Regions from separate parts of the Mus musculus genome. Here region 1 is linked to region 2. A link is a contact called in ENCODE Hi-C or POLR2A ChIA-PET data. All regions are on one chromosome and are shown on one strand. Each heading gives the region's core, a stretch centred on a gene start or an enhancer-like site at or near the end of the contact. The rest is flanking DNA. Distances are from core to core; before and after follow the strand shown.

The links. Hi-C counts contacts between places; a loop is a spot of excess contacts on that map. ChIA-PET counts read pairs that join two places held with the same protein, here RNA polymerase II (POLR2A).
Region 1: a map of heart shows a loop between it and region 2 (2.2-fold over the local background). The contact joins the enhancer-like site here to the promoter of Arl4a in region 2. A Hi-C loop is called at or near these places in 2 of 37 maps with a recorded cell type or tissue (gastrocnemius and heart). POLR2A ChIA-PET finds 5 or more read pairs at or near these places in 3 of 5 experiments (all embryonic stem cell).

Annotation. Positions count from the first base shown.
Region 1 is chr12:39,997,045-39,999,744 of GRCm38, reverse strand. No RefSeq gene overlaps it. Among named protein-coding and RNA genes, the nearest start is that of Arl4a, 40 kb to the left of the region's middle. Within about 2 kb of position 1,435, at least 1 of the 3 ENCODE cell types and tissues checked has a DNase peak (open chromatin) inside an H3K27ac peak, as active enhancers do; it is gastrocnemius, where a contact is called at or near this core.
Region 2 is chr12:40,036,712-40,039,691 of GRCm38, reverse strand. Arl4a (ADP-ribosylation factor-like 4A) reads left to right here and starts at 1,705. Exons shown (of 2, transcript NM_001039515.1): 1 at 1,705-1,854; 2 at 2,859-2,980. The coding sequence starts at 2,946. It overlaps Arl4aos (ADP-ribosylation factor-like 4A, opposite strand), which reads right to left and starts at 1,615. Exons shown (of 3, transcript NR_166749.1): 1 at 1,187-1,615; 2 at 1-5.

The DNA.
Region 1 (2,700 bases), core at 186-2,685, 40 kb after region 2:
GGAGGCAGCCCATGCACAGGAGTGGAAAAGCTTGCTTTACTTAATTTGGCCATGATGATTTGTTTTTGGCATTCTCTCTCCTCGAATCTTTGGGATTAACATTACTTAGGTCTGATTTCCTTCTTTTATTTTCTTTTGCATAGCTAGTGGACGAACACAGAGGTCTCACGGATCAGGTCCTTCCTTGTACACCGGCAGTCCAACTTGCCTAATGCTGTAGACCACAGAATTGGGTTCAAGGAAGTTTTGTTTTTGTTTGTTTGTTTTTTGTTTTTTTAGACACACCTTTGTAAAGGTGCTTTTCATAGGCTTCTGATACCACCCCCACCCCCCACAAAGAAAAGTACAGGCCAAAGAGCTAGCATTCCTCAGAAAACCTTGAGTCATAAGAGTCTGGTATACTCTTTGATCTTTGAAGACTTATTTCCTATGAACATTTTAGACTTTCTGCAGATTGAGGATTGAGGGACAACGATCTGTGGTGGTTGTTATTAGCATCTTCTGAGACCTGTACAGATGCTGTAAGCAAACTTTTCAATTAGACTGTGTATAAACATAGGGTGATAACAAGGACTCAGCACACCCCTGGCACACAACACGGCGCCTTTGGCTTGCTTTGTGAGAATTCCATCAGATGACTTAATGTGGAATCTTTCAATGCCAATTGACTGGCCAGAGGAAAGGCTTCAGCGCCCAACTTCTTATCCACCCTCCCCGCCCCCCCATCCCCCAACTCCTTTCAACCCAGCAGTTCAGGCCAGATCAAGGACTGGACTGCAAGAAGACAGTTTTCTGTAAGAGAGCCATGGGTGTGTGGGGGGGGGGGGGGGGGACTGCTCCAGATGTTATCTTTTTACACTGGTTTTTCTTTTTTTCTTTTTTCTTTTTTTTGTACTTGTGAAAAAGACAAGGCAAGTATCTTCGCATCAAAAGCAAACCAAAAGCTCCCGCTGGTAAAAACCAGTCGTGTAAATCCTCTGACCAGACCACTCCGTTTCCTTTGCTTAAGCTCATTTCCTGACAGCCAGCCCTTTGCCCTCGGAGCAGTTTACCCAAGACTGTGTATCCTGCCCCTTGCTTATTGACACATCTTTGGAAGGTAGGATTTTAGGCTTTTCCTATCTATGCCTTCTTTGATGAGATTTCATTTCACATGGGATTAAAATCTTTGCCATGATTTTTCTCTTCTCATCAGTTGACTGAGCTTACTTCTTATCCACTTGCAGAGCTCATCCTTATGCTGCGGTCTCCTCTAAGTTCTCCCCCACCCCTTGCCACCTTCAGTTTAGACTGAAGTGTGTGATCACTCAAAACAAAACAAAACAAAACAAAACAAAACAAAACAAAACAAACAAAAAAAAAACCCTACCACACACAGGCCGGCTCTAGCGCTGGCTTCTTTCCAGAATTCCATTAGCCAGACAATGCCCCAGCCCAGACCAGTACAGCCTGGAAGTGTTGGGGGAGGAAGCCCATCTGGCCTTGCTTGGGTGTAAGACTGGGCTGGGTCAATGGCAGGTTGAGGGCAGGAATGGAGTAGAGGGATTGTTTTTCAAATGCAGTAGGTGTGATATCGGAGTATCTGCCAAGGCCTGTCCTTCTCACATTCACCTTAGGAACAGATCCAATTTAGCAGTGTGCTTTGAAAATGCATTTTAGGAGAGTATTATTATTGTTGTTATCCTTTTTTTTTTTTTCCAGTTTAGGATGCTTCAAATAAAACTGGCCAATTTGGGATAATACAGCAGCAGGGCAGAACAGGCTGAAAATAGTTTTTCTTTCTTTCTTTTTTCCTTGTTTATTTCCAAAAGACTTTCCAGTATCCAGCTAGGCTTATAAACCTAATCGTATTACAATGGGAAATGTAAGGCTTAGCATTTTATTGTATTACAAAGGCAATTGCCGTCTGCCTCGGGTCTGAGAATTCTTGTCTCTCAGTTGGGTTCTCTGACTCTTAACAAATGTGAAGGGGATTGTAGTCAAATGAATACAGAACGTTGCCTCCCTAGGGGCTTTTAATAATAATTAGTAATAATAATAAACATATGGAGAGGTTTTCCCTGACTCAAACTCAGTACTTCAGTATATGGTATTTTCATTACTCTTTCTAACATCCCCCTCAGTCCTCAGTGTCCACCCAGGAGGGTAGGGACCTTGGTTTGATGATTGTTCCGTTGATGGTGACTTCTCAGAGAGAAGGGGAAGAAACCACCCACTTGGTGAAACACAGCCTTCCATTTTGCTGGGGCTTTCAATTCAGGCCCTCACCCCAGCATAGCCCTCTCAACACCCTAGACTCCCTCTCTGCATGCCATTTCCATCTTACAAAAGAAGTGAGACTTACCCATTCCTATCGCATAACAACCAACACCCTTCTTCCCCCCCCAAGCTGTAACAGCATAAATGTGTATGGTTAAGGTTGCATGAATTCTGATAGACAGCTCTAGGATGTCTATCCACTTGGTATATCTCTGAGCACAATCTTCTTTCCACAAAATGCCTATTGTTAAGGTAATTGTCTTAATCTAGTCATAGAGGACATTGTTGGTCAAAGCTGTAATATATTAAATTTAATTGTCCACCAGCAGACAACTAATACATATATTATAGAACACTATTCAGCCTCAAAAAGGAGGAAGGTTCTATCATGTGCAAAAACTTAAAAACTCAGAGGACATCATGCATGCTAAGTGAAATAAA
Region 2 (2,980 bases), core at 456-2,955:
TATGACTGCAAAAATGGAACCGAGCATGAAATACCTGTAGGATCTTGATCTCAAAAATACTATAAATGGTGCAGTTTTACCTTAAATTATTTAAGGAGATTTGCAAGCAATTCAAGCTTAATAAAGAATCTCTGTTAAAATTCCCAAGGAGAGCAGTTCTTGAACAAAAGCTTTTCTCCCTTTTTATGTTAATAACTGTAACTGGCTAATGAGAGCCCATACTTAGTTACAATCTTTAGTTCAGATTACATTCAATAACTTTATAGAATATGCCATTTGAGATTTTTCTTCCTAAATTAATGATGCTGTCTTAAAGCTAGGCACTGTGCTTATTATTCCTTAGATTTTTATATCAGCTATTAAAAACAATGGAAATAAGGTGAGCAGTGGTGAGGGTGGTGCATGCCTTTAATCCCAGCACTTGGGAGGCAGAGGCAGGCAAATTTCTGAGTTTGATTCCAGCCTGGTCCAGGGCTACATAGAGAAACCCTATCTTGAAAACCAAAACCAAAAATCAAACAAACAAAACCAAAAACCAAACCAAAACAAAACAAAAAACCCCAAACCCAAACAAACAAGCCCCGAAAACCAAAACAACAAAACAACAGAAAAACTAAACCACAAAGAAACAAAAACAACAGAAAGAAGCCCAATCCTTTCTACTATTCATAAAATAAATACTACTGGCTATGGTAATTTTAAGATCAGGAAATTTCTTAGGAAAGTTACAATCTATCTATCTATCTATCTATCTATCTATCTATCTATCTATCTATCTATGTATCTATTGAGTCACGGTTTACTACGTAGCCTTGGCTGGCCTGCAACTCTCTATGTAGACCAGGCTGGCCCTGAAGCATCCAGATCTGCCTGCCTCTGCCTCTCAAGTGCTTGGCCAGAATCTAGTTTAAAATACACTTTTAAATTGCACTATTATTATAGCCTTCCAGATAAAAATTTCTTGTAGGTTCTACCAAGCTTTAAAATGCCCTTTGTTTGTTTTTCTAAACATCTTTAAAAGATTGCTGGTCACGTTTTATAATTGGTTCATGACCAATTTGGTTCATTCTGTTTTTACAAAGACTGGAATATTCACAAAAACGACAGTTTGCCTCCTAAGGCCAAACATAGTGGTACACAATTACACTATGGAGCCCAATGTGCTTTACCACTAGTCATAAGTTACCAGCTGCAGCTTCATCACCCGTTCTTCTTGGGCTACTGGAAATATTTAGCGTTTCCAAAGTGCGTTTCTTCCTCCTTAATAGGGGCATTGGTTCCTGTTCCAACTTGTGGGGCGTAGACTCACTTAGGAGGTAGCGCTTGGCTTACAAAAGGTAGGCTACCATCCTAGCCAGCACATGCTAGGGAGGGCGGCAGCGCAGACTCCCCCAGGCTGCCTTGTGACGTGACGTAAGGGACCCACCCGGCCAGTGTCCTCCAACATCAAGGACCCTGAATCAACACCGCGGTCGCCCAGAGGCCGCCCTAGGGTGACAGGAAGAGGGGCGGTACCGGCGACGCCCTCCCGCACCCAGCCTGGGGCGGCAGAAAGACCGAGAACCCGCGGCCGAAGCCCCGCCCGTCTGCGCCGGCGGCGGGCGCCGAAAGGGTTGGAACGTGACCTTGTTTGGGCGTTGCTAGGAGACGCGGCCAGCACGCGCGCGCGCGACCCCCGCGGGCAGGCGCGGCGCGAGGGGCGGAGCCGCGGCCCGGAGCGAGGCTGGCGAGCACCGTTAGCCCGGCTGGCGCGCGGCGTCGGCCCGGCCGCCGTCAGGCCTCGCCGCTGCCCGGGGACAGACTCCCCGGCGGCTGACAGCCGCGGAGGCGGGACGACGGAGGACCGTCAGCCAGGTGAGTGGCGCGGGGTCATGTTGGAGAAGAGGCCTGCGGCGGGGCGGAGGCAGTATTGCCGGAGGCGTTCGGTGTGTAGAGGGGCTGGCGCGGCCCAGCGAGCCTGGGCGCACGGCGAGCTGAGGCGCGGTGGGCCGCTCCCGCCGCGTAGGGCCGCGTCACCGTGGCCCATGCTGCAGGTGCGCGAGGCGGCCGAGCGACCGGACCTGCAGCAGGGGCTCGGCGTCCTTTGCGATGCCTGCTCGTTTCCCACTCAGGGCAACAGGTGGTGCCGGAGGGCCGAGAGCGAGCCCTGGCGCTGCCGCCCTGGGAGTGGCAGGCACCCTTGCCAATTAGGGCGCCGGGGCGGGAGTGGCAGGGCGGCCCTGACGCGCTGACCAATGGGATCGCGGGGCCTGGGTGGGCCGTGAGGGTGGGCGTGGCCAGAGGCCGAGTCTGGGCTTCCCTGTGGGGCGTCCGCCAGAGCGGCGCGGAGGTCTCGGTTGAGAGGAGCTGTGGCGTGTTCCTCGCGGGGAGAGAGAGAGAGACACATCAGCCAATGTCCCTCCATTGGAATCCCGACTCCAGCCCGGGAGGTGAGAGCTTTGGTAGCGGGGACGGAGCCAGGAAAGTGAGCCTGGGTGCCGGGTGAGACGTGCCTGGTTAGATCTCCCAGATAGGGCTGCTTTTTTTGAGTTTTCTGCTAAGAAAAGGCACTTTAGTGGTGGATACGGTGACCGGCACCAGATAGTGGCGCCTGGGTTGTCTTCAGAATGAGCTTTTGAGGTTCGGGGATCGTAGAGAATAGAGAAAAGTACACGTTACTGCAGTTAGAGTGGATCGAAGAAAGCCTTTGGGTGACAGTTAGGCATCGTTTGTTTTGGATTGAATACATCTACTACCTCATCTGGTGTGTTTACTCACAGCAAGTTTTATTAAGTCCCTCATGTGCTTATTTTTGGCGAAAGTAGAGAAACCCCATTTTTAATGTGCTCACAGTAATAACTTACTCATTTCCTCCCCAGCAATCGCGTAGCCCGATCACCCAGGAAGAGAAATTGTAAGCAGATAAGAAGAACGCGTTCAGTTTGAGACACCATTTGCAGCTGGAAATGGGGAATGGACTGTCAGACCAGACTTCCATCCT